Linked DNA regions of Homo sapiens: regions 1, 2, 3 and 5 are each linked to region 4. Evidence: chromatin contacts called from ENCODE Hi-C or POLR2A ChIA-PET data. All regions are on one chromosome and are shown on one strand. Each heading gives the region's core, a stretch centred on a gene start or an enhancer-like site at or near the end of the contact. The rest is flanking DNA. Distances are from core to core; before and after follow the strand shown.

Region 1 (5,116 bases), core at 252-2,751, 2.2 Mb after region 4:
CAGAGAAAAGAGAAGGAAACCACCATACCTCCCACCACAAGCCTTGCACCAAGCAACACACAACAACAGTCTACTGCTTGAAGAGGGGCAGAAAACTCCCCCATTACTGATCCTAGTCAAAAACATTCTGCTGTTGAAGGAAGGGGAGAAGAAAAAAGATGTTCAAACAGAGAGGAGCAGGAAACCCTCTGGGGTCAAGGATCCCACAGTGACACAAGGCAGAGATCTGCTATGCCAGCAGAGGAGAAATTCTTTCCTGCCCAAGACTCCCCATAGATACAAGAAGAGCTTGGTTGCTGAGGAGGACGATGAGGAATGCTGAGGAAACCACACTCCTGAGGCCAAGGTACATAGGGCCTTGCCCAAGACTGAGAATAGGCCAAGATAAACTAGAATTTCTATTTCTCCCAACACTGTCGTTATTTTCACGTAACAAGCCACAAGAGAGGAGGGGCAACAGTTTAGAGAGAGAACCTCTTCACACTGCAGGTGTGCAGGGCGTGCTGAAATCAGAACAGAACACTAAGAAAAACCTCCCGCTCCCCAGACCCTGCACGAAGTGTAAGGTAGTGGCAGTACATCACTGGGAGCATTTGAAGTCTGTGGTGTACTAAAGGTGACCACAGGAACAATGAAACATAAACTAGCTCAACACTTCAACTTTACAGATTTACAGAAGAGGTATCGCCATGCTGGCCTGACATACAGTGTTTGCCATTCAATAGAATTATAAGCGACAAACACACAAAAAGTGAGAAAAGGACCCATTGCCAAAAAAAAATACTAGCTGATAAAACTCAAGATATGTGTGTTCAAGATGTTGAAATTATTGGTGAGAAACTTAAAATAATTTTTTAATATGTCAAAGAAACAGTGGAAATTTTAAAAACATGCATTGATATATGATGAAATTTTTCAGAGATGAAAACTATATTTTTAAAAAGAGTCAAGTGGAAATGCCAAGGATAAAACTATGATATCAGAAATAAAGAATTCCTTCCATGCACTTCTTAGAAAACTGAACACAGGATAGGGAAAGAAAAATCAAGTGAACTTGAAGATAGATGAACAGAAATTATCCCAACTAAACTACCAAAAATAAGAAAAGAGTAAAAAAATAACATAACAGGTCATCCAAGAGTTTAGAGACAATACGAATTATAATTTCACATCTGAAACTTTGCAGATCAGATGATAAAGTGGCATTTTTGTTATACTGAAAGAAAATTCTGTCAATCACTACAACAGAGATAAAGAATATTACATAATGTTGATGAGATCAAAAGCAATAAGCTGACATACAACTCTAAATGTATATATACCTAATAACAGATCTGAAGATACATAGAACCAAAACTGTTACCTGTTACTGGTGGAGGGTGTCCAGATTCTTGGCATTTTGAACAAACAATTGGATGAAATGCACAAACAAAACAATGAAAAAAAAAGCACAGATTTATGGAAACAAATGTACACTCCACAGAGTGAGAGTGGGCCAAGCAAGCAGCTCAAGAGGCTGGTTATAGAATTTTCTGGAGTTTAAATACCGTCTAGAGGTTTCCAATTGGTTACTTGGTTTACACCTTATGTAAATGAAGTAGTGGCCTGTGATCAGTCTAATTGGTTGCAGAAGGTGACCAATAGGAGGCTGAAGTAAAGTTACAAGGTTACACATGAAGACTTGGCCTGTGATCAGTCTGATTGGTTTCAGGAGGGAACCAATGAAAGATACTTTCATTTTTCGTCTTCAATGCAGAAAAGGGGTGGGGGATGTTGCAAAGGGAGTAGCCCCTGATCTTTTTGTTACTTGGGTATAGAGAGGTGGGGTTTTCCTTTTGATTCAGTTCTAGGAAGTCAGCGTGAATCAATCTTAGGTTCCCTGTCTCCTGACCATGTTCTCCTGCATCAAAACTGCCAAGACTGAAAGAAGAAATAGGCAAATCCTCAGTTATAGTCAAACATGTCAACACACCTCTCTCAGTGGTTACTGGAATATTTAGAAAAAAATCAGTAAGGACATAAAAAGTCTGGAAGAGCACCATCAACCAAATTGAAATAACTGGCATATATAGAATACCCCACTCAACAATAGAAAAAAATACTCAACTGCACACAGAACTGTCACCAGGATACACCATATTTTGGGCCAAAAGAGCCCATATGTTTAAAATGAATTATACATAGCATGTTCTCTGACCACAAATAAATCTAAAAATTCAATAGCAGAAAGATATTTGGAACATTCCCAAATATGGTAAAATTTTAAAATGCACTTATAAATAACACATAGGTGAAAGAAGAATTGTAGTCGAAATTAGCAAATATTTTGAACTGAATGAAAATAAACGTGCAACATAGCAAAATTTCTGCTACTATTGGAGTACTGCTTGGAGGGAAGTTATAAAATGCTATTTAGAAAAGAGAGGTCTAAAATCAGTTATCCAAGATTCCAACTTTGGAATTTAAAAAATAAGGAAAATTAATTCCAAATCCAACAGAAGAAAGGAAATAATAAAGATAAGGGCAGAAATCCATGAAATAGAAAATAGAAAGGCAATAGAGAAAAATAAACCAAAAGCTGATTCTTTTAACATGTCAACAAAATGGATTATTCCCCAAAACTGTAAGAAGACACCAATTACCAATATCAGGAATAAAAGTAGGAAAAGTAATACAGATGCTACAGATATTTAAAGGATAAGTGAATATTAAGTATTTTTCTGCTCATTAATTCAATAACATGTAAAGTGTACAAATTTCTTGAAAGACACAATTCCACAGTCCACTTAAGAGGGAATAGTTAACCTAACTAGCTCTATATCTATTAAACTAATTCAATTTGCAGTTAAAAAACCTTTCCACAAAGAAAACCCACACTTTCGTGGTAAATTCTACCAAACATATAAGGACAATGTAACACCTATCCCACTTAAACCCTTCCAGAAATTAGATGAGGAAGGAGCATTTCCCAACTCATTTGATGAGACCAGAATTACTCTAATATAAAAATTAGGCATGTTGAGGAAAGAAAACTGCAGACGAATATCCTCCCTGAATAGAAATAATCTTTTTAAACAAAATATCAGCAAATCAAATTCAGCAATGCTCTCAGAGTGGGCTTTGTCAGGAGGCGAGCATGCGCAGACCCTGCAGTGAGCCCGAGCGCGCCGCCGCGCCAGCCAGGCCTAGAGGCAGGATTGAAGCCAGGAGGCGGTTGAGCAGGACCTGAGGGCGTTAGCCTCCTCCAACAAGTGGTGGCCTCGGGCAGCCGTCACCTCCATCTCCAGGACACCCCTGGACGTGGTGAAGGTCCGCCTGCGCTCTCAGCGCCCTGCTGGGACTGAAGCCTCACTCCAGACTCTGGACCTCTCCTAAGCCGAATCGCCCTCCTCCCTCCGAGCCACGGGGCAGGGCCTCCTGTGCCGCAGTGGTGTCCTGGAGCCCCTGCACCTGTCTCCAAATGGTATCCGCTGTGCCGCCAGGACGCGCTTCACTGGCAGCATGGGTGCCTTTGTGAAGATTGTGAGGCGCTAGGATAACTGGGTGATGAACCTGCCAGCCACCACCGTCTACTTCACTGGCTTACGACAAACTCCAGGCCGTCCTGTGTGACAGAGCCCTGACCTCTGATCTCTACGCACTATTGTGATGAGGCTCAATCTTTTTTTTTTTTTTTTTTTTTTTTTTTTGAGACGGAGTCTCGCTCTGTCGCCCAGGCCGGACTGCGGACTGCAGTGGCGCGATCTCGGCTCACTGCAAGCTCCGCCTCCCGGGTTCACGCCATTCTCCTGCCTCAGCCTCCCGAGTAGCTGGGACTACAGGCGCCCGCCACCGCGCCCGGCTAATTTTTTGTATTTTTAGTAGAGACGGGGTTTCACCTTGTTAGCCAGGATGGTCTCGATCTCCTGACCTCATGATCCACCCGCCTCGGCCTCCCAAAGTGCTGGGATTACAGGCGTGAGCCACCGCGCCCGGCCGAGGCTCAATCTTTGTTTCACTTTATTTCTCAGAAGAGAATGACAAGAAGGTATCTCCTGTGGAATATGCACTTATCACTCCTAATTCACTGAGACGCAGTAGACCCGAATGATCTAAAGAAGGTATAAATTTGGATATGTTTTAGGCTTTGTAAGATCTTTATTTTGGGGTTTCTATTCACATAACTCTTGTCAAAATAATGTATTATTCGACTCCTTGTTTGATTTGAAAAATCCTCTGATGTTTTTCTCCAGAGTTTACTTTTGGAAGATTATGAGAAGAGGAAAGTAAGAGTGAAAGCAATAGTGTTATGTGACTTGATCTCCATTTGAAATCCTCTCCTCGTCTGACTAGTTTGTTTTCCAGTCAGCCTTATTACCTATTCACACACTGATTGCCAAATAAGCTCCATGAGGTACATTTTTTTTCTATTTGCTTCACTAAAATATCATTATCACTTAGAATAGTGTCTGTCATGCCACTGATGCTCAGTGTTTTTGAATGAATCATTCATTCATTCATTCAATGAATGTTTCTTGAAGGAGACCATATGTTAAGCATTACAATAGATACTAGTGTTGCATAGCTAAAAGAGAGAAATAGTGCCCTTAAGGGTCTCATAGTCCAGTTAGAAAGACAGAAAGTATACAGATTTGGATAAATGCTATATGGAATAAAAGTGGAGTTGTGGAAGGTCAAAGAAGGGTATTCTTTCAACACTTGGTTCAGAAATGAAAGTGGATTAATTAGAAAATTGTTTTTGATTAGGATAACTCTGATGGGGATGAAGATAAAGGAATGTTCCAGGTGAAGAGATTGCACCTACATGGGGGAGTGGCCAGCAGTGGCCGGCAGGGTTGTGAATGATTACAGAATCTAAGCTTTCATAAGTAATACAGGAGACAAATCAAATATGCAAAATATAATTGTGATCATGGGTATAGGAAGGAAAGAATTTTAGTAGAGAGGCACTAAGGAGGTAGAATCATCAAGATTTGGTCAATTGGGCTAGATGTGGTGGCTCATGCCTGTCATCCAACCACTTTGGGAGGCTGAGGCGGGAGGATCACTTGAGTCCAGGAGTTCAAGACCAGCCTGGGCAACATAGTGGGACCCCCATCTCTACAAAAAATACAAA
Region 2 (4,922 bases), core at 1,475-3,974, 2.4 Mb after region 4:
CTTATGGCTTGAGTTAGAATCTTTATGGCCTCCCTTTCACTTGTGGACATTCAAGAAGATAAGCTTAGTTAGTTAGATCTGGCAGTCCTAAAGCTGGGATCTGAGTCAAGGCTTCTTTGATTTTTTGAAAAGCCTTCTTCTGGTTGGCCTCCTAGAGGAGGAGTCCTTCTTTCCTCCTCTTTGTGGCTTTGTATAATGGCTTAGCCACAAGCAAGAAATTTGGGATCTAAATGCGGAAGAACTTTGCTGCCCTTAGGAACTCTGTTATTCGACGCCAGGTGGTTGGAGTAGGAAGTGCACAAACAGCCTGCTTTTGTTCACTACTAAGCCATCTTTCCTCTTGGCTTATGTAAAAGCTTAAGTACTGGACACTTTTCGAGCAGATCTGAGCTTTTTTCTGACCCTTTATATCCTGCCTTTCACAGCAGTCTTGGGTTTCTCCTGGGTGCAGTAGCCCTTGGCCAGTGGTTTTTTCATACCATGGCCTTGACCATTCTCCTTATTCTTTTGACATTTATCCTTCTAGTGTCCTTTTCTTTTGCACCATGTACATTAATCTCTCTCTAGCCTTGGCTGGCTTTCAAATTGCTGTCCAGACTAGCCTTTTCCACAACTGCATTCACACCCGCATCTATGCCTCCTTGCAAAGCCAGCCTCTCTTCCCATAAGGGCTGCTGCTTGTAAATAAGCCTTTATTAAGCCTCCAATCAGCTTTCTTCTTTGCCTCCTGGTCTCAGTTAATGTACACCTTGGTAGCCACTTTAATAAGCTGAGTAGCATTCACACCTACGGAGCTTCTAACTTCTGCAATTTATGCCTGATATCTCCTTGGGCCTGCCTTACAAATGCCGTATTTACTATTCACTGATTTTCAGCAGCCTCGGGGTTAAACAGAGTGTACAAGCAAAATGCCTATAAAACTGGCTGGTGCTTTTATCTGCACCATGGAGCACTTCTGAGATTTTTTTATATTGGTTGCCTTTTCCTTTTAACATCCTTTAGCCTTTGTAAAAGTGCTTCTCGGCACTTTTGTAGGTGCTGAAGCTGGACTGCATCGTCTGGGTCCTAGTGGGGGTCTGCTTGTCCTCTTAAGAGGCAGAAGCATAACTTGGGCATGACTTGACCTGAGACGGCCTGCCTACCTTTTTGAGCCTTTCGTTTTAACTTCCTGGAGCTCCGATTTCTCCTTCTCAGGTGAGAGTGGGAGCATGTATCTGTTTGAACTTACCTCCTTAGGGGCAATTAGCCTTGGTAAGGGGGGATAGATTGGAATATAGGTAGGAAGGATCTCTATTCCATCCTGTGATTCTTGCAAAACTGGTTTTCTCTTTCCTGAGACTCTTTTTTTTTTTTGGTCTGCATAGCTTCCAGGGCAGCTGACTTTCACTTTCACTTTTGGATCGGTGGTGCTAGAAGCCTCTGTGACTTTCCCTTTAACTCCGTAGCTGCCAGCACAGTTGGTTTATCTCGGCGTGAGCTGCGAGCATTCTACAATAAACTGCTAGGCAGGGCTGCGTACATTTAGCCATGAGTCAATATAAAGACTAGGTCTGAATGCCCTGGCTGTCCTCCGACCCTAGTCACCACCTTAAAACACACGGCCAATTTCTCTACAGTGCCTTCGGCCAGCCATCTGACACTAAAAGAGGGCTATTGTAATTCACAGTATGTCTTTAACTTTTGAACATCCAGTTTCATCCCACAATCACCTCTAAATCCTTTCTTTAAAATTTTTATCATGCACTCCAAAGGAGTTGGTTTTGACGCTTTCCCTCCCATTTCCTCCCTTGCGGCACACTCTCACTCTCACTCTCACTTTCACTCTCAGGTCCAGCAGACCCGGTCCTATTACAGGAGTTTCGGACACTGCTTAGCCAGGAAGGTGTCTTCCCCTGTCACAGCCTGCTACAGCTGCAAAGCTCGTCCTATCAGCTGTATGCAATGTCCTAGGTCTGATTTCCCCCCACACTCGCCTCAGAGCACACAGCCCGTGCTAAGGGATCTGTGCCTCCCCACGTCACTCCCTGCATTGGCCTCTCCCGAGACCATCGCTTTCACACACTTTCACACACCTTCCTTGCCCCAGGATTCCTCATTGGACGAAATGAGCCTCTCTCATGTCCCGGGTGAGTCTAGTTAGGCTCCCACTTTCACACACATACACCACTCCTACTGCAGGAGTCCTCATCGGATGGAATGAGCCTCTCTCATGACCTGGGTGAGCCTAGTTAGGCTCCCATATTCACACACATACACACACCACTCCCAGTTCCTGTCTCCAGATCCAGTGAACCACTTTCACTTTGTTAGTGGGGACATAAGCTTCATCCAAATTGGCAGGCCACTCCTGCTGCCCCCAGCCACTCTGGGTTGGATTAGTGGTCAGTCCCTGGGAGGTGATCAAGCTCCCCTTTGTCCCTATGGGACGGGCTTTCCTGCCTTGGGCCTATACTCCTTACCACAGTTCCTGAAGTGCTGGTATCGTCCTGCAGCCCCATCCTCGGTTCCATTGCGCTGCCAGGCAGGGTGCTGGGACGTGGGGAGAGCTGGTCTATATATCCGGGTGAAGCTCAGCTGTGGCACACCTTGGATGCCGGGTCTCTCCTGGCCCCGGGGACCTAGTATCGCAGGCAAAGGGGACAGTAAATCTGTCATCTCCAATCCTGATGAGCCCCCAGAAATGTATCGGGATATATAAGGAATCAGAGAGACCAAGGGATTGAGGAGGATATTTATTATTTAGGTGCACTGGTCCACTTGGATTAACATCCAAAGGACTGAGCCCCAAACAAAGAGTCAAGTTACCTTTTAAGCATTTCGTGGGTGGGGGAAGATTTGTGCAGGGGGAAGCGTATAACAGAAGCAAGAAACAAAGACAGTTATTCAATTGAGACATACATGACATCATTTCTTTTCAAGGAAAAACATGTTTTATGACTTGAGTTTATCTGTCTAGTGACCTTGCAGCTGCACAGCTAGAGAAATAGGGTCTTCATAATGCCTGGGAAAGGGAGAGATAAGGCTCACTAGCCACAGAAAACAGGCAGTTAATTTTTAAAGGACTCCGGCTCTTTCTCTTCCTCAGGGGGGAATTGGGTTTTCTTATATACAACTGAGTTTTTGCTTACACATTCTGTAATTTATTTTAATTCCTGTTCCATGCCAGCCACCTATGCTGCTGTTTTCCCCCTCCTTCCCCTTTCCCTAGGGAAGGGACTGGTGGCAGTGGGGCTATTCTTTCTTCCCCCAAGAAGAAAGGAAAGGGGGGTTCTGAATATTTTTCTTACTACTGGGAGTTTGTGTGAGGTTCAACGCCCCCCTCCCATGGGGATTCCTCACCTCTTTCTGAGGTTCAACCCGCCTCATGGGGATTTCTCACCTCTTTCTGAGGTTCAACACCCCTTCTATGGGGATTTCTCACCTATTTTTAACCTCCAAGACATCCCGACTAAGGAATAATCTACTGACCCTGCAGTTTCTCTCTCCTTGGTACGTCCTAACTAAGGAATGCTTTACCGTCCTGTGGCTTTTTTTTTTTTTTTTTTTTTAGTCCCGATCACCAAGGAAATACTTTATTGGCTCCCACAGCTTCTTCTTTCTTGGCCTGTGCACAAAGTTGTCGCCACAGTATGTGAGGATCCTTTAAGCTAGGTTGCTGGCCAGTTTCTTTTTTTTTTTTTTCTCTCTGTGTTGCTGAGAGTCTGGGTTTATTTGTCTCAATTTGTCATTCCTGAGGGCCCCTTCAATGAGGTAGGGGAGTGCACTCCCTCATGAGAGAGGACTGGAGACCACCCCTGGAGGAGAATGTATCCCCATACAGACTGCCACCAAATTGTTTGAAATGCTTGTTCCCCAGTGCCATAAAAAAATAGCACTTGAACATAGATTTATTTAGTGTGGCCATTTTTTTTTTTTACTTCCTGCAGAAAGGGTATACTCATCAGCAGTTTTGCCACGAGTGTACACCAAACAAAGGAGACAGCATCATTTATAACCTGCCGCATCCACCCTACTGCTGTATCCAGTTTCCATTGACTGGAACAGGACCTCACATTCTGTATTTGTCCCGACTGGCTAGCAATTTAGAACTTTTTAAAAGAGGCAAAGGTAGAGGAGAACAAAGGAAGGAGGAAGTAACTTGTGGAATGCTGAGAAAGGTAAAAACACTTTTAAATAAGGAAGAGGAACAGGCTATGACCTAATGCTTGCTTGGACCAGTATAAGCATGCCAGGGCAAATATTTAGGAGCACAGGTCTTTGAATAAATTTTGCTTCTAAGAGAAGTTACTATTTATTCCTAATTAGTTAGGGAGGAAAGTCTTTGAAGAGCAACCTCTACTTTACTTTTTACAGAATAAATGCAGGCAAAAAGAACATAAACTTTGCCATGGGCAGAATGTTATGGACAGAATGTTTCTGTTTCCCTGAAATTCATATTTGAAATCCTAACTCCCAATGGTATAGTATTAGGAGGTGCCTTTGGGAGGTAATTTAGGTGTGAAAGTTGATTATAAAAATTGAGTAATTCTTTTCATAACTAAATAAAACAGAGTGGAGAATCCAGTGGGAAAACATTCTGGGTACAAAGCATTGCTCCAAGAATGTAATTATCTGCAAGCCTGGCTGCTGAAACTGCCTGTTGTAACCAGAAACCAGTTTTATCTGTAGCTTCTGAAGTAGCTTACTGCAACTCTAGAACTAATGTTTGCTCACACTGTTGTCACGCAAAAATCGGAGCTTGCCAGCTCACCAAATCCTTACAAATATCAATGAACTTTCTCAAAAAGCAATATGTAAAACCTCTAACCTTCTCTTTGCTCTTTGGAGATACCGAAGACCACGTGTATGCCCTGAACTGCAATTCTTTCTTCCCAAATAAAACACTACATTTAGAGATTTGTGTCTGCATTTTTATTTTTACT
Region 3 (4,741 bases), core at 154-2,653, 2.1 Mb before region 4:
CGATCTCCTGACCTCGTAATCCGCCCTCCTCGGCCTCCCAGAGCGCTGGGATTACAGGCGTGAGCCACCGCGCCCGGCCCCATTACAATAATTCTTATCTCTTCAAGATCTGATAGACTTTTCCTCTTCCCTCTGAGTCAAATATTAAAATCATGAGTGAAGTTCGACCATTCAGGACTTTTTCCAGCCATTCAAGACAGTGTTCCAACTCTTTTATCTTTAACAAAAAGTAAAAGAAAAATAAATACCTTTTGGGTTATGAAGATGGGCATGGATTGAAACAAATGTAAACTATAGGCATTTATAAATATAACAAAATTTTACCATAAAGTCTTCCTGCTGTAAAGGCTTATCTTCAAGACCAGGGACAAAGAAGCCCCACTTACTAAAATTCATTGCTCAGAATCCTAATTAACTACCTGGGAAAGACTTATGACTCATCCTCTAAATAACAGCTGCTTTTTAACACAGTAAAACCTTTAGAGAAGACAGGGTCCTGACACCTTTGAAGAGCGGTGACACCTTACAGAAACTTTCGTTTTTGTTCAGGGATTCTCTTGAGAAAGGAAGGGATTCAGAACCTCCTGAGGGGATTTGCAGTAGAAATCATTATTCCAAGTCATGATTGTGGCATCCATTGTTTTACAAGAACTTTGAATTTTTAAGTGGAAAATGTGAGATGAGAACCTGAGATTTGAATGACATAAGACATTGACAATATTTCAACTAAATAACCACAGGAAGTTACTTGGTTGAAAAGCACACAGGCTCTTGCAGGGCAGGAAAACCTGCAAATTGCGCAGAAGCAGCTGAAAGGGGAATGGCGGGGGTCGGGGGGAGGTGGGGGTGGAGTGTAGGTGGGGGACGGGAAGCTGCACTTTCTTTTTTCAATTGAAAGAATTTTAATTATCTGCAGGGCCGTAAAAGAGAAAAAAGTCCTCTCCCCCTACTATGTCTTCAGAAGACCCACGTGTGAAAAATTTTAAATTTTAAGTAATTGCTTTGAAATCTCGGATGTAAAGCTTTTCAGGTTTTTATAGAGTTTCATAGTAAGTCAGGAATTCCGTTTGAAAAAACAGAAGGAGGGAGGGACAGAACAAGGAACGTGCATAGGATCTGGCCTACTTTTATTTAAGCGCTGAGAAAAGGCAATATAAATTCTTTTAGCTCATACTGTTTTAACTTTAAAACGTATCACCATGAACCTTTCTCCAAACATCAGAAAAAATTTTCCCAAAAGAGCAAACAACAAAAAAATCAGGCTGGTTTCGCTGACTGCTTCCTGGACTTAACAACTATAGCATGTCTCCAGAGGTGGGGCCTAGAGCTCCGCCCACTTTTTTGATGTTTTCAAACAGGTCCGCATCGAGAGACTATAAGCCCTGGTCTGCGACTGGCAATCACAGTGGGCAGCCCGATTTTCTGCTGAGTAGGCGCTGTGATTTCAGAATGTCTGGGCGAGGTAAAGGTGGCAAGGGGCTGGGTAAGGGAGGCGCCAAGCGCCACCGGAAGGTGCTGCGGGACAATATCCAAGGCATTACAAAGCCGGCGATTCGCCGTCTCGCCCGACGTGGGGGCGTCAAGCGCATTTCTGGTCTCATCTACGAGGAGACCCGGGGAGTCCTCAAAGTCTTCCTGGAGAACGTGATCCGTGACGCGGTGACTTACACGGAGCACGCCAAGCGCAAGACCGTCACGGCCATGGATGTGGTGTACGCGCTGAAACGCCAGGGTCGCACCCTTTATGGTTTCGGCGGTTGAGCTGTCCCCACAGCTTCTCTACAGACTCCAAAAGGCCCTTTTCAGGGCCCCCAAACTGTCACAGAAAGAGCTGTTAACACTTCCTAGATAACGGGTAAATATCAACCCTTTGATGTCGCCTTCCGGATACCGGAAATGGGATATTCGCGGCCCGAGCATCTGCTCGGGATTAGACTTGGCGGGCACGGGGAGAACTAGACCTCAAGGAGGGGGTTCCGCCTGTGCTTAGGTACGACCCTGGAGGTGCCGCGCAACGCAGTAGTGACCTCCCAAAATCCAGACACCGGATTTTGTTTAGAAGAGTGCTTGTACAAAGCCCTAGTGTTAGAACTGGTCATGGTCTTCTAAGCGGCCGAGTCGTTGGCCCATAAGCACGTATCGGATGGCTTCCATGTAAATCAGGGCTTAGGTGACTTCCTGCTGGCCTTCAGGGGTGAGCGTCACGCGTCAAGGGCGGTTCGTGCGTGTGCAGGGCTTGCTAAGTCGCAGGAAATGGGAGGTCGCAGCACGCCGCTACCTGCAAGCCCGAAAGCTGAATGCAGCTCTAGTGTGGCGCGTAGTCTTACTGGGTACTATTTTACTTAATCGCTGACGTTGAGTGAGAGGTGACCAAGCTCAGATGCTGAGATTAAGGCGGCCGGGCGAAACTCGCGACACCCTGCGATTCCCTCTTAGCCAGCTGCGTAAAGTTGCCTACGCCAAGCGGGTAGCGTCCTGCTCGGCCACCTGGCGGCGGGCGTGGAGTTGGCAGGCAGGCAGTGGGGGTCACGCCGGCATGAAAGGCCAGATCACCTGCAGGTCGCCAAGTTGCCGGGAATCCCCCGCTCCGAGCAGTGTCATGCCCATCACAAATAACCCTATCGCAGCCGGGAGGTAAGCCCTGGCTTCCGAGTAAAGGCCCTGTTCAGAGCAGCCTGGGGGTCTAGAAGGGAAACGGGTGGCGGGTTAGGTTCTAATAAGTTCAGTGAGAATGTAAGAGAGACAGCTGTGGGATTACCAAGCGCGTGGTCCTACCCGGTACTCCCGGGGTGTAGTGAGGGTCTTGGAGAAAGGTGGGGCTGGTGCTACCAGTTAAGCGCACTTTCCAGTAGGCGAGGGTAGGGGGCGGAAGACCTGGTGATCAGCCTGCGTCCAGGCCGTAGGGGTCGCCCCGGCCTCCGGTAAAGCTCCGTATAACAGCCTCGCTCTACTCCTGGCTCTGTCCTTCCTAACTTCTCATTAGGCTTGGCACCCCAGGATGCGGTGTGATCCATGCCGCGTTAACTAATCTGCCCCTTCTCTACCTTTTCTTTTTTCCTTTCTTTTCGAGACCAAGTCTAGCTCTGCCACCGAGGCTGGAGTGCAGTGGCACGATCTCGCCTCCGCCTCCCGGGTTCAAGCGATTCACCTGCCTCAGCTTCCGGAGTAGCTGGGATTACAGGCCTGCGCCACCACGCCTGGCTAATTTTTGTATTTTTTTTTTTTTTGGTAGATACGGGGTTTCACCATGTTGGCCAGGCTGGTCTTGAACTCCTGGCCTCAAGTGATTCACCCGCCTCCGCCTCCCAAAGTGCTGGCATTTCAGGCGTGAGCCACCACGCTTGGTCTTGCTCTAGCTATTCTAAACATGAAGAAGTCATATAGCTTCCTTGGTGCGGTGGGCTGAAGTCACTCTAAGGGAGTTTCCCAGCCCCAGGGGTTAAAGAACTGGAGTCAAGATTGGAACCCAGCTGGCGAAGGATTCCGCACCGCTAGATCTTGACATTTGCCTCTTCTTCTGCCAGGAAGGCTCCCCTGTTCCTTTTTGCTGACGTGTCATTTCTAAGTACTTTCTCCTACTCCATAAAGACTTCAAGTGAGTACACAATACTGGTGTTAGTTTAATTTCTAAGACAGTGAGACACTCGGAGAAGTTCAATTTTCTTTAATGCAAGTGAAAAATTGAGTTACTTAAAAGAAATAGAGTCTGGCATACTTTCGTGCCCTCGATATTTGTTGCATGACCAAATGAGTGATTTTGGGTTTCACATAAATTAAGGATGAAAGTTAGGGCCCCGATGGAGGATAGAAATACTGTAGATATTTGTATGACAATTAAAACTCTTCCTTAAGTATTTAACTTATATGGAATTGTTTAAATATTTCATGGTTTTGGGGTTTTTTTTTATTTTTGTAGTGGTCTCAATTCTTTGATTAGAATAGAACTTATATTTTCCCTTGTAGCATAGTTATTTTTTTGTTTGTGTTTTGTTCTTTATAAAATATAACCTAATTATCTAAACCCAAGAAATATTTATTTTTGTCTGTGACTCTGAGTCCTATGGTATAGTAAGTACCCAGTCCTGACAGTAATCATATCTTCCAAACCAAAACTGGGTCACACGGTTCAATAACTGAACAGAATATCTCAAACTGAAAACGATCAAGATTTTCTGAAGTTTACTATTAATAGTAAAATTGCTTACTAAAAATGTTAAAGAACTTGATTTAAAACTCTGTAATGCCTCACTTAAAATGTGAATGAGGGGGGCGGGGTGGGGGTGGCTATAATGCCAGCACTTTGGGAAGGCTGAGGCAGTAGGATTGCTGGAGGCCAGGAGTTTGAGACCAGCATGGCCAACATAGTGAGACCCCATCTCTACATAAAATAAGAATTATAAAATGTAAAGTGAATGGAATGCATTGAAATTTGATCCTGTAGCAAAGTCATCCCTTTTGAATTTTGAACATTTGTTTAATGCCTCTTTTCCAAGCATATTTTGAATATTCAGAGATAAATGAGCAAGTTACTGCCATCAAGAAACTCCTATTTTTCTAGGAGAGAAAGGGGAAAGACGTGTAGTTGTACACATATGGTTTGCTCTAATAGAGTGGTATAAATCAAATGCTATTGGTATACAAAAGGACAAATTTTGTCAGCCAAGTGTATGGGTATCTTCAAAGAGCACAGGTGCCATCTGTTCTGAGCTAATGACCCATTGAAGAAGGCCACACCAAATTT
Region 4 (4,614 bases), core at 1-2,500:
CCCTAGCCAGGAGGCGGACCGTTGATAAACATCCCAACTTTGTCACATACCTAGGAGTTGCTAGTGAGAGGGACCGCGATGTATTAAGTTAGGGAAATTATCGGATCTTACCATCTCCAGTTTCTGACTTAAAAGTCACAAACAGACAAGCAGTGGGCCAGGTAGCACTGAACACCTAAGACCAATAAAGTTAGCTCTCCCAAAGCTAAATCAGAATACGCCGAAAAGCAAGCTAAGGTTAACACCCTCCAGCAGGCAAAGCGGGGCCCCAAACACATTCTATGGTTGGGAAAGGGTCATTACCGTCGGTTGCAGGTCGCTTCCTTATTCCTGCGCATTGCTCCGCTAACCCCGTCTGGCTGTCCGACGGATCAGTCTTTGGGTCCACCAAATGCGTGTCCTCAGAGTTAGCCGGAGCCCCAATTAAAGGCGCCGCCGGGCGGCTCCCGCTGACATCCTGGCTCTCCTGCGCCGGCACCTTGCAGGCACCTTTGGGGGGCCGCGGGGGTCTGTAGTAGAACTCGGGCAAGCTGCCCTTCTCCACCTCTTGCCACTCGTACTTGCCCTCTAGGGGTTTGTGATTCTGAAAATCGAAATTCCACTTGCGCTGGCTCGCCTCTTCCATGTCTCTGCAGTGCTTCTCCAAGTCCCGGGTTAACTCTTCGTGGTCCACCGGGCCGAAGAGGTTCCTGCAGGCCGAGGGCTTGGGGTGCTCCGCCTGCCTGGCGTCCATCCGCTCCAGGCTAGGGCTCCCGTTAGACACTCGCACGTTTGACATCTTTCTCCCGGGTCTGCACGACCGCCTCTCTCGCACTCTCAAAAAAACAAAACCGAACAAAACAAAGCGCCCCTACGCAGCCCGAACCCCTCTCGGAAGCCCAGCGACTGCCCTCGGAGCCAAAAGACACAGACCCCGACGAGCCACGGCCCGAGCTCTAGGAGCGCGCAGGGGCTGCGGGGAAGCCCCGGCCCGGCCGCCGAGTCTCCGCTGATCAAATGGACTGGCGAGCGGGAGGGCGGAGAGGAGAGGGGACCAGGCAAGCGGAGAGGGTGGCAAAGCCCGTCCGAGTCTGGGCGGGTGCAAGCCCGCGGGTCCCGCGAACCCAGCCGCTCTCCAAACCTTGCCGGCGTCGGAGTCGCAGAGCCGTGAGCAAGCGGGGACAGGGGAGGGGGAGAAAAACACCCCGAAAAGACGAGCCCCCTTTTTTTAGTGGCCCAATATGGCGGTGGAAGGGAGGCTGACGAAGAAGAAAATGATTGACACGGCGAGTCTATTTAAACAGAGGAGGAGATCCATTGGTTGCGGCGGCGGGAGCCGCCCCGCCGAGGCTGGCGAGCGCGGCCTTAAGGTGGCCCCGGCGCGGTTCCGCCACCTCCCCTCGTTCCCGAGCGCGCCGCCTCCCCGAGCGCCGCCGGGAGATTGGCTGGTCGCGTGACTGCTGGAGGGGTACTGCTGCCAACAAACCTGCTCTGGCTGGCCTCGGAGAAATTAAAATTAAGACAAACAAACTAGCCAAACGGCCGGGAACCTGGGGCGGGGCCTGAGGTTCGGGGCCCGGCGCTGCGTTGGCGGGTTCGCCGCGGCGCCTAAGCCCCGACCTCCCTCCCGCTCCTCGCCCGGGAAGCCGGGACCTGGACCAGAGGACCGCGAAGGTCGCCGGCAGCTCGCTAGGAGCCGGGGTGGCGAGCTGCCCCCAGCTCGGCCCTCCCCAGCGGCCCCCACCTCGTGGTCTGCGGGGGAGGCCGCGGAGCGTTTGCTGGGGGGGCTGGGCGCCCCCCCGCCGGCGTGCCTTTGCTGGGGGCTGGTGGAGGCAGTGGGCAATGGTTCGCTCAGCCTTAACCCAGAAGTTTCTGCCATCCCTGGGGAGGCTGGGGGCCTAGGGAAGAAGCCAAAGCGAACGTCTTTCTTTTAGAAATTAGCCAGGAGTAGACGCGGCACTTATCATGAACTCAAGCTCTCCCTCAATGAAAATAAGAAAGGAACTCAAGATTAAAAAAAAAAAACAAAAAACTCTAGTCTCTCAAGTCCCTTAATAAACTTTGTAGCTGTCTCAGACACGTTTAGTTTTGAAAAACGAGGGTACACCCCTGGCCCAGGATCTTCCTTCCCAAGCACAGTTAAGGCCATGGACATTGGCTGCGTGTGGGAACTCGTCCCTTTCTACTTTTCTGTTCTTTCCCGGGATTGTAGCAGTTTCCTCTACCTGAGTCCAGCCGCCAAATACAACAGCTCCTTCCTTCCTCCACCCTTCTCTCTCACCAGATTTCACTGCTCCAACAAACTCAGAACAATATTCAGATGCTAGTGAATGCTTTCAGAGGGCTGAAGGGTGAAAATACTCCCCTCGGGGTCAAACTCCAGATGATGAAATGATTTTTAAAACACCACAACCATGTCCTAACGTCCGATACTAGTATTCCAGCGTTTCTCTTCTCCCTTTTGCAGCTGGAAATTTCTCTCTCAGTGTGGGCTTGAGCACCGTGGTGGAAGGTAAAGTAGGACGATGAGCAGGGCTGCCCTGAGACAAAGCTCAGTGGATCTTCAACTGCCTCCCCACCCCCATGCCCGGTACCCATCATCTTGGTTTGAGCCAAAGTTAATGCATTTTACTGGAAACCAACCTTCCGTTCTAATATTACACAGCAGCAAAGTTTTCTTAAGCACCTATGCTACAGATGAGCTTGATGTGTAGCTTGTTTTCTTAGCCACATCTTGTCCACTTTGTGTGCCTACCTCATCTCATACGCTCCAGAATGTGACAGCTGGAAGGGACCCTCGGGACCCTGTGGTTTAACCCTCTCCTTTTTACCACGGAGGAAATCGAGACTCAGAGAGGTTTCCTGTCCAGGGACATGCATTCGGTTGGTACCGGAGTCAGGACTAGATGCAAGTCTCCTAACACTCAGGTTGGTTCATTTTCTGTTCCTTTCCTTCCTAATGGTTCTCACTGGTTCAGGGTTTTGTCTGAGTTTGATTGTGCTGTAGTCTGCAGGTCCTGCTGTCTTACAAGTGACTGAAAATGGCTCCTTCCCAGGCCCTGGGTTGCCTGCAGATGTTTCCTTGATGTGGCCTGTGGTCACTGATATTTAAATGCAGCTGTCTTGAGCCTGTGGTATCACCATCCACTAGTTCAACTAAAATTGAAGGACAGGGGTTGATACCCAGAGAACAGTAAAGGGGGCAGTGCCCAGAACTAGTTTTCAAGTCAGGACTTCCTACCTAACTGACAGAAAAGAATTCACCTAGGATCAAGCAAGAGGTCTCATCCTCTTTAGTTTTTCTACTTTTAAGGCTGTCAATTTATTGGACTGCAGACTGGGGGAAAAGGAACAGGAAAATTAGGGTAGGCCTCCCTACCATAATTTATACCTTACCCTAGAAATTAGATAATTGTCCAAATTTTAAAACAATTGCTAGACAACACAGGAACTCTATATATGTGCATCTATCCATATGCATAAACACCCAAACTACCACATGTATGTAAATGGAGACATTCTAGAGTAGTTCACCTTGCCACAGAAGTTTGATTTTACTCATGGAATTCATGTCTTATATGGAAGTGGAAAATAAACACTTCGATCCCCTTCACATGCTGAATCTTTCAACTAATATGTAGGAGCACCATTTTGTCGCTTTGTTGTTGTTGATCTCGAAAAGTAAGCAAGTCACAGTCACACCACCTTAAGAAGTCTGGCTGCCAGCAGAAAGGCTGTGCTTACATCGACCTCACAATGATCTAAAGTGTTTTGTTTACAGTCAAGGCACCGGAGATCTGTACAGCAAATAATGAGAACGCAGGCGTCTGCTGTAGTAGCGACGACGCGTGAAAAAAAATACTATGGAGTCCCTGAAGGAACAGGGAGCGTAGAGATCAGAGCGCCATCCTTCTGCAAAGTGGGCAGCTGCAAGCGAGTAAGCCAGGGGGAAAATTTTCAGATAAACAGTGTTAAAGGTGGACCCTGGTAAAAGACGGAAAGCTCTACACTGCACTGCTCTAAAGTGAGCTGTTTCCCCAAAACCCCCAGTCCTGCGTGATGTTTTGGTTGCCATTTTCACTGCTGTTTTCCTACTTAGGGCTGAGAAGCGTCCCATAAGCCATCCCAGATTTCTGTAATCTTCACAACCTGAGGAGAGAGGCAAAGACCAAAATAACTTAAGAGAAAACACCTGTGTCATAGACAAGTGTTCAGATGGGGTGAATGAGCAAGCCGCCAGCGTCGCCAGCTCCCAGATGCAGCGCTCTCACCCAAGTTCTGCAGCCCCAAATGTTTCTGCGAAGGTTCACGGTTCCTTGCCCAGCTGCCCCTCCCACCGCAAGCACACAGTTTCAGTCCTTCCTCGAGGATGTTTATAATGAGGCAGCACTCAACTCCACCATTCTTCTAAGCTCACATATTTTTAGACTTTGGGAATTTCACAGTCATCTCCTTCTGACACTTTTAATTCAATTTCACAAATATTTACGGAGCACCTTCTATTAATTTGCTTATTCCTTCTTTCTTTCAACAAATATTTATTGAGTGCCTCCTCTATGCCAGACATTATCCTTAGGCTCTGGGAACACAGAAGTAAACAAACAGATTTAAACTAGAATGATGCTGACATTCCAA
Region 5 (4,719 bases), core at 425-2,924, 2.5 Mb after region 4:
AAAGATTGGTATCACCAGAACTGGGCAAAATTTTCAGGTATCCAAGGTCCAGAAACCAGGAAAGTAATTTGTAAAGGATCCTTTCCCGAGTAAGGGATTAGCTCACCCCTCTATAAGCTGAAAACCTTTTTGTAATTCCTGGGGAATGAAGAGCCCTAATGACTTTTTTTTCTTTTTAAAGGAAAAGGGTTACAAGAGGTTTCTACTGCTGGGCTAAGGCCCTGGTGGCTTCTGGTAGCTATAAAACCACGAACGTTAGGTAAGGATTAGAGAAGAAACCCAGAGTGGCTGTGAGTCAAGAAAAGACATCAGATAACAGCAATTATTTTACCATTATGTGACACGTAATACTAATGTTCCTACCTGAAGATAAAGAGCACAATTTTAAAATCTCCGCTCCTCCATTTCCAAAATCCAACAGCTGCTGGTCCCCCTACCACTTAAGCCATATTCTGCCCTCCAATTCGGCTGCGCAGCCTGCATTAGAGAAACACCAGGCAAGTGGGCGGGGGAGGGGGTAATGGGGAAAACGCCCGGATGCTGAAAGATACCTAATACTTTTCTGTTCCTACTCACTGCCTGCGGTAGTTTTAACTACTTAAGCCGGTGTCCAAAACGGAGAAAAAACGTCTCAGTCCTGCCTTATCGCGACCAGGTACCAGGTGATCAGAAATCAACACGAGGAGGCTGGCTGTCCCCACACAAGCCCCGGAGCCTAGAACGATGAGGCAAGAGGGCTGTTGGGCAGAGAACGTGACCTTGTTTTCCAGGCCAGGACTGTCTTGTGCTCCCCTAACCCCCTGTAATGCAAGAAAATTACTGAATAGCTTCTGAACCTTTTCGTCCCAAGACCAATGATATGAGAGCCAAAGTCAACTTCATTAAAGGAGAACCAGCCAAGGCAGAAATCGACTGGGTTTGCGCAAACCTCACCGCACAGCACAATGTCCCTGCGTTCTTAAAGGCAGCCAATCCATGGCCCCGATCTAACCAGTCTCGCCCACAGGGGCCCTATTTTGTGCACCGCAACCCACACACGGTCTCAGCTGCTGAGACCGTGTGTGGGTTGCTGAGTCACTGAAGACGGCGGCTCGGCCCCCAAAACGCCGTCAGCCCTGAAGTGGGGTTCGGGGCCCAGGCATACGGGGTTTTAAAAGCTCTACAGTCTGGACGTCCATTGGCTCTGGCACTGAAGGGCGTTCAGGATTAAGTAATTCTCGGAACCTCCCTTCTCCAGAGCCGCCTGGGCGCCCCAGGGAAGCCATCTCGACTACCCGCCCCCGCCCCCGCGGGCCCTTCCCCTCCCATCCCCTCCGCTCCTCTACACTCACGGGGACCCTGTCCGGATATTTCTTCCGGATCTTTTCTCCTTCCTTTTTCCGATACTCAAAGGGATGGTCCTCCTTGTACTGGAACTTCATGATGCACCGCAGGGCTTCCGAGATCCCCGCGCGGGGCCTGCCTCCTTCGCCGCTGACCCTGTCCCGCTCCCTCAGCCGACGTCAAGGTGTGCTCAGAATAGCTGCAGAAACGTCCGCTCCGGGGGCAACAGCGCTGGGCCGAGTGTGCAGGGGGGGTTCGGGGCGGGGATCTCGGGTGAGCCTGCCTGGAGGTAGAGGAGAGCCAGATGGAGAAATACCGGCGGCTTTTCGCTAGAGCTGGGAGCACAAAAACAGCTGGGTGGCGCGTCGGGCTGTGACGTCACCCCGCGAGCCCCGCCCCGCCCCCCATGCGCCAGGCGCCCAGGGCAGGGGGTGGCCGAGCGCTCTGTCTCACTGCGTTTCCTTTCTGGCTAACCTTTTTCACAATCGATGTCACTGCAAACATCAAAACATTCGAGTTATGTTTTATTTTGTGACTGTGAAATTAAAGATGGTTTTAAGACAAAAAAAAGATTTAAACATGTTTTATTCCCCCTCCACTGTTTTTCTTGGTTGGGCCCCAAAACAAATACAAAAGGCGAAAATCCAGCCTTTTCCTGCTGGTTGGGATCCAGCCTCAGGAGAAAAGAGGGCCAGGCCTCCTGGGATCCCTTTGGCCAATGCAGAGCTGTCCCGTGCTTGCACCGTGCCCTCTGCGCGTTCCGCTGCCCCTCCCGCGGCCCTCCTCCCGCGCTGGCGTCACAGTGTTTGGGCGGTGCCGCAGTTCGCTCCTGAACAGCAACATAAACAGAGCGTGACTCAGGAATCTGAAGAGAGGAGTCAGATGAAGGACACGGAGTGTAATCAAAGTCTAAAGGAGACATGATGTCAGTAAGGACTACCGAGGGCTTCACGTACAATCAAATATAGAAATGATTCACTTTCTAGCCGGGCGCGGTGGCTCACGCCTGTAATCCCAGGAGGCCGAGGCGGGCGGATCACCTGAGGTCAGGAGTTCGAGACCAGCCTGACCAACATGGAGAAACCCTGTCTCTACTAAAAATACAAAATTAGCTGGGCGTGGTGGCGCATGGCTGTAATCCCAGCTACTCTGGAGGCTGAGGCAGGAGAACCGCTCTAACCCGGGAGGCGGAGGTTGCGGCGAGCGGAGATCACGGCGTCGCACTCCAGCCTGGGCAACAAGAGCGAAACACCGTCTTACAGAAAAAGAAAGGAAGGGAGGGAGGGAGGGATTCACTTTCTGCCATAAACTCAGAAAGGGGGCTCGTCTTCTGGAAAAGAGAGTATCAAGCAATTTAGGTGATGACCTCAGTTGTTCCCCCACATCTTATTTAGTTCCAGTGGTTAGGTATCCCTCACGTGACTAGAAAGCGCTGCCTGGAATGCTAGTAGAAGATTGGGCATTAGGGCAGGTGAGGCGAAGCCTCGTTCTGGATTTCCCCACCTAGAGTCAAAGAAGAAAGACCTTCCAACCAGTACTGTAGGGCAGCGACAGGGAGGACTGTGGAGTTTGCAAAGAAAAAGAACAGTGAAAAGGGGCTGCGTTGCCCATACAAGTCGGGTGAGTTCTGATAAATATTAGATAACAGCAGCCCCGTGGCCTATCTTCTTCAGTCGGGGTCTCAGTGTCTCTAATTTTAAAAACACCCACAGGGGGCCAGGCGCGGTGGCTCACGTCTGTTCTCCCAGCACTTTGGGAGGCCCAGGCCGAGGATCGCTTGAGCTCAGGAGTTCAAGACCAGCCTGGGTAACATGGCAAAACCCTGTCTCTACAGAAAAAACAAAAATTAACAAGGCATGGTGGCGCGCTCCTACAGTCTCAGCTACTGTGGAGGCTAAGGCAGGAGAATCGCTTGAATCCGGGAGGCAGTGGCTGCAGTGAGCTGAGATCGCCCACTGTACTCCAGCCTGGGAGAGAGAGCAAGACTCTGTCTCAAAAAGAATAAATAAATAAAAATAGGCCGGGCGCGTTGGCTCATGCTTGTAATCCCAGCACTTTGGGAGGCCAAGGTGGGTGGATCACGAGGTCAAGAGATAGAGACCATCCTGGCCAACATGAGACGAGTGAAACCCCGTCTCTACTAATAATACAGAAAAAATTAGCTGAGCCTGGTGGCGCTCGCCTGTAGTCCCCAGCTACTCGAGAGCCTGAGGCAGGAGAATCACTTGAACCCGGAAGGGAGAACCCGGGAGGGTTTAACTATATTTGCATCAAAACTAAAATGAGGCCGGGCGCAGTGGCTCACGACTGTAATCCCAGCACTTTGGGAGGCGGAGGTGGGTGGATCACGAGGTCAGGAGATCGAGACCATCCTGGCTAGCACGTGAAACCCCGCCTCTACTAAAAATACAAAAAAATTAGCCGGGCGTGGTAGCGGGAGCTTGCAGTGAGCCAAGATCGTGTCACTGCATTCCAGCCTGGGCGACAGAGCTAGACTCTGTCTAAAAAAAAAAAAAAAAACCTAACATGAGCGACTGAAAATTAAACTGTTTTCAATTTGAAAGTAAGACTTAAAATTATAAACATATAATGTGATAAAATAACTCATGGATTTTATTTATTTTATTTATTTATTTGATATGGAGTTTCTCTCTTGTCGCCCAGGCTGGAGTGCAATGGCTCCATCTAGGCTCTCTGCAACCTCTGCCTCCTGGATTCAAGCAATTTTCTCCGGCCTCGTCCTCCTGAGTAGCTGGGATTACAAGGCGCCCGCCACCGCGCCCAGCTAATTTTTTTGTATTTTTAGTAGAGACGAGGTTTTGCCATGCTGCCAGGCTGGTCTCGAACTCCTGACCTCAGGTGATTCGCCCGTCTCGGCCTCCCAAAGTGCTAGGGTTACAGGTACTAGCCACCGCGCCCTGCCCTCATGAATTTTTATACATAAAGATTGAAAGATGCCATGAAGAAAAATACATGAAGAAGTGGGACTATGTGATTCGTTTTCTGGTGCCAGTAATGAAACTTAGTTTCTTTAATTTTGTGGGTGAGTTTTGTATTTATTTTTATTTATTTATTTATTTTTGAGACAGAATCTCACTCTTTCGCCAGGCTGGAGTGTAGGGGCGCAATCTCGGCTGACTAAAACCTCCTCCTCCCGGATTCAAGGGATTCTCCTGCCTCAGCCTCCCGAATAGCTGGGACTATGGGCGCCTGCCACCGCTCCCGGCTAATTTTTGTATTTTTAGTAGAGACGGGGTTTCACCATGTTGGCCAGGATGGTCTCGAACTCCTGACCTCAAGTGATCCACCTTCCTCGGCCTCCCAAAGTGCTGGGATTACAGATGTAATCCGGCCTATGAAAGTAAATTTTAAATTAACACAATCGAGTAAAACATT

The links. Hi-C counts contacts between places; a loop is a spot of excess contacts on that map. ChIA-PET counts read pairs that join two places held with the same protein, here RNA polymerase II (POLR2A). Pooled maps may share reads with other maps.
Region 1: POLR2A ChIA-PET joins it to region 4 with 22 read pairs in activated CD8-positive, alpha-beta T cell. The contact joins the promoter of LINC02446 here to the promoter of CDKN1B in region 4. A Hi-C loop is called at or near these places in 1 of 168 maps with a recorded cell type or tissue (CD8-positive, alpha-beta T cell). POLR2A ChIA-PET finds 5 or more read pairs at or near these places in 2 of 52 experiments (activated CD8-positive, alpha-beta T cell and activated naive CD8-positive, alpha-beta T cell).
Region 2: a loop to region 4 is called in a pooled map, with 4 times the contacts of the local background. The contact joins the promoter of KLRK1-AS1 here to the promoter of CDKN1B in region 4. A Hi-C loop is called at or near these places in 1 of 168 maps with a recorded cell type or tissue (naive thymus-derived CD4-positive, alpha-beta T cell) and 9 of 50 pooled maps. POLR2A ChIA-PET finds 5 or more read pairs at or near these places in 2 of 52 experiments (BJ and activated B cell).
Region 3: a map of B cell shows a loop between it and region 4 (11-fold over the local background). The contact joins the promoter of H4C16 here to the promoter of CDKN1B in region 4. A Hi-C loop is called at or near these places in 3 of 168 maps with a recorded cell type or tissue (B cell, OCI-LY7 and naive thymus-derived CD4-positive, alpha-beta T cell), 15 of 37 single-sample maps with no recorded cell type and 24 of 50 pooled maps. POLR2A ChIA-PET finds 5 or more read pairs at or near these places in 6 of 52 experiments (CD4-positive, alpha-beta T cell, CD4-positive, alpha-beta memory T cell, T-cell and 3 more).
Region 5: a loop to region 4 is called in a map of heart left ventricle, with 16 times the contacts of the local background. The contact joins the promoter of GABARAPL1 here to the promoter of CDKN1B in region 4. A Hi-C loop is called at or near these places in 6 of 168 maps with a recorded cell type or tissue (Right ventricle myocardium inferior, chondrocyte, gastrocnemius medialis and 3 more) and 20 of 50 pooled maps. POLR2A ChIA-PET finds 5 or more read pairs at or near these places in 4 of 52 experiments (CD4-positive, alpha-beta T cell, MCF 10A, T-cell and 1 more).

The regions. Positions count from the first base shown.
Region 1 is chr12:10,549,764-10,554,879 of GRCh38, reverse strand. LINC02446 (long intergenic non-protein coding RNA 2446) reads right to left here and starts at 1,501. Exons shown (of 3, transcript NR_146456.1): 1 at 1,364-1,501. LOC105369658 (a long non-coding RNA gene) reads left to right here and starts at 3,950. Exons shown (of 3, transcript XR_001749004.1): 1 at 3,950-4,100; 2 at 4,233-4,393. It also overlaps the pseudogene SLC25A39P2.
Region 2 is chr12:10,361,571-10,366,492 of GRCh38, reverse strand. It overlaps KLRK1-AS1 (KLRK1 antisense RNA 1), which reads right to left and starts at 2,724. Exons shown (of 4, transcript NR_120430.1): 1 at 2,460-2,724. RefSeq lists enhancers at 1,674-1,743, 2,204-2,253.
Region 3 is chr12:14,767,793-14,772,533 of GRCh38, reverse strand. H4C16 (H4 histone 16) reads left to right here and starts at 1,403. Exons shown (of 1, transcript NM_175054.2): 1 at 1,403-1,814. The coding sequence starts at 1,450. The coding sequence ends at 1,761. LOC105369669 reads left to right here and starts at 1,877. Exons shown (of 3, transcript XM_047429947.1): 1 at 1,877-2,634; 2 at 3,525-3,595. The coding sequence starts at 2,381. RefSeq lists enhancers at 1,591-1,920, 1,585-2,181, 2,182-2,777.
Region 4 is chr12:12,714,004-12,718,617 of GRCh38, reverse strand. CDKN1B (cyclin dependent kinase inhibitor 1B) reads right to left here and starts at 1,250. Exons shown (of 3, transcript NM_004064.5): 1 at 304-1,250. The coding sequence starts at 778. It also overlaps a transcript of GPR19 not described here. RefSeq lists silencers at 684-872, 1,297-1,866 and enhancers at 1,047-1,146, 1,227-1,276, 3,533-3,612, 3,623-3,672, 3,793-3,922 and 2 more.
Region 5 is chr12:10,209,832-10,214,550 of GRCh38, reverse strand. It overlaps GABARAPL1 (GABA type A receptor associated protein like 1), which reads right to left and starts at 1,674. Exons shown (of 4, transcript NM_031412.4): 1 at 1,332-1,674. The coding sequence starts at 1,421. GABARAPL1-AS1 (GABARAPL1 antisense RNA 1) reads left to right here. Exons shown (of 3, transcript NR_170310.1): 2 at 182-497; 3 at 589-902. RefSeq lists a silencer at 1,542-1,801 and an enhancer at 1,895-2,437.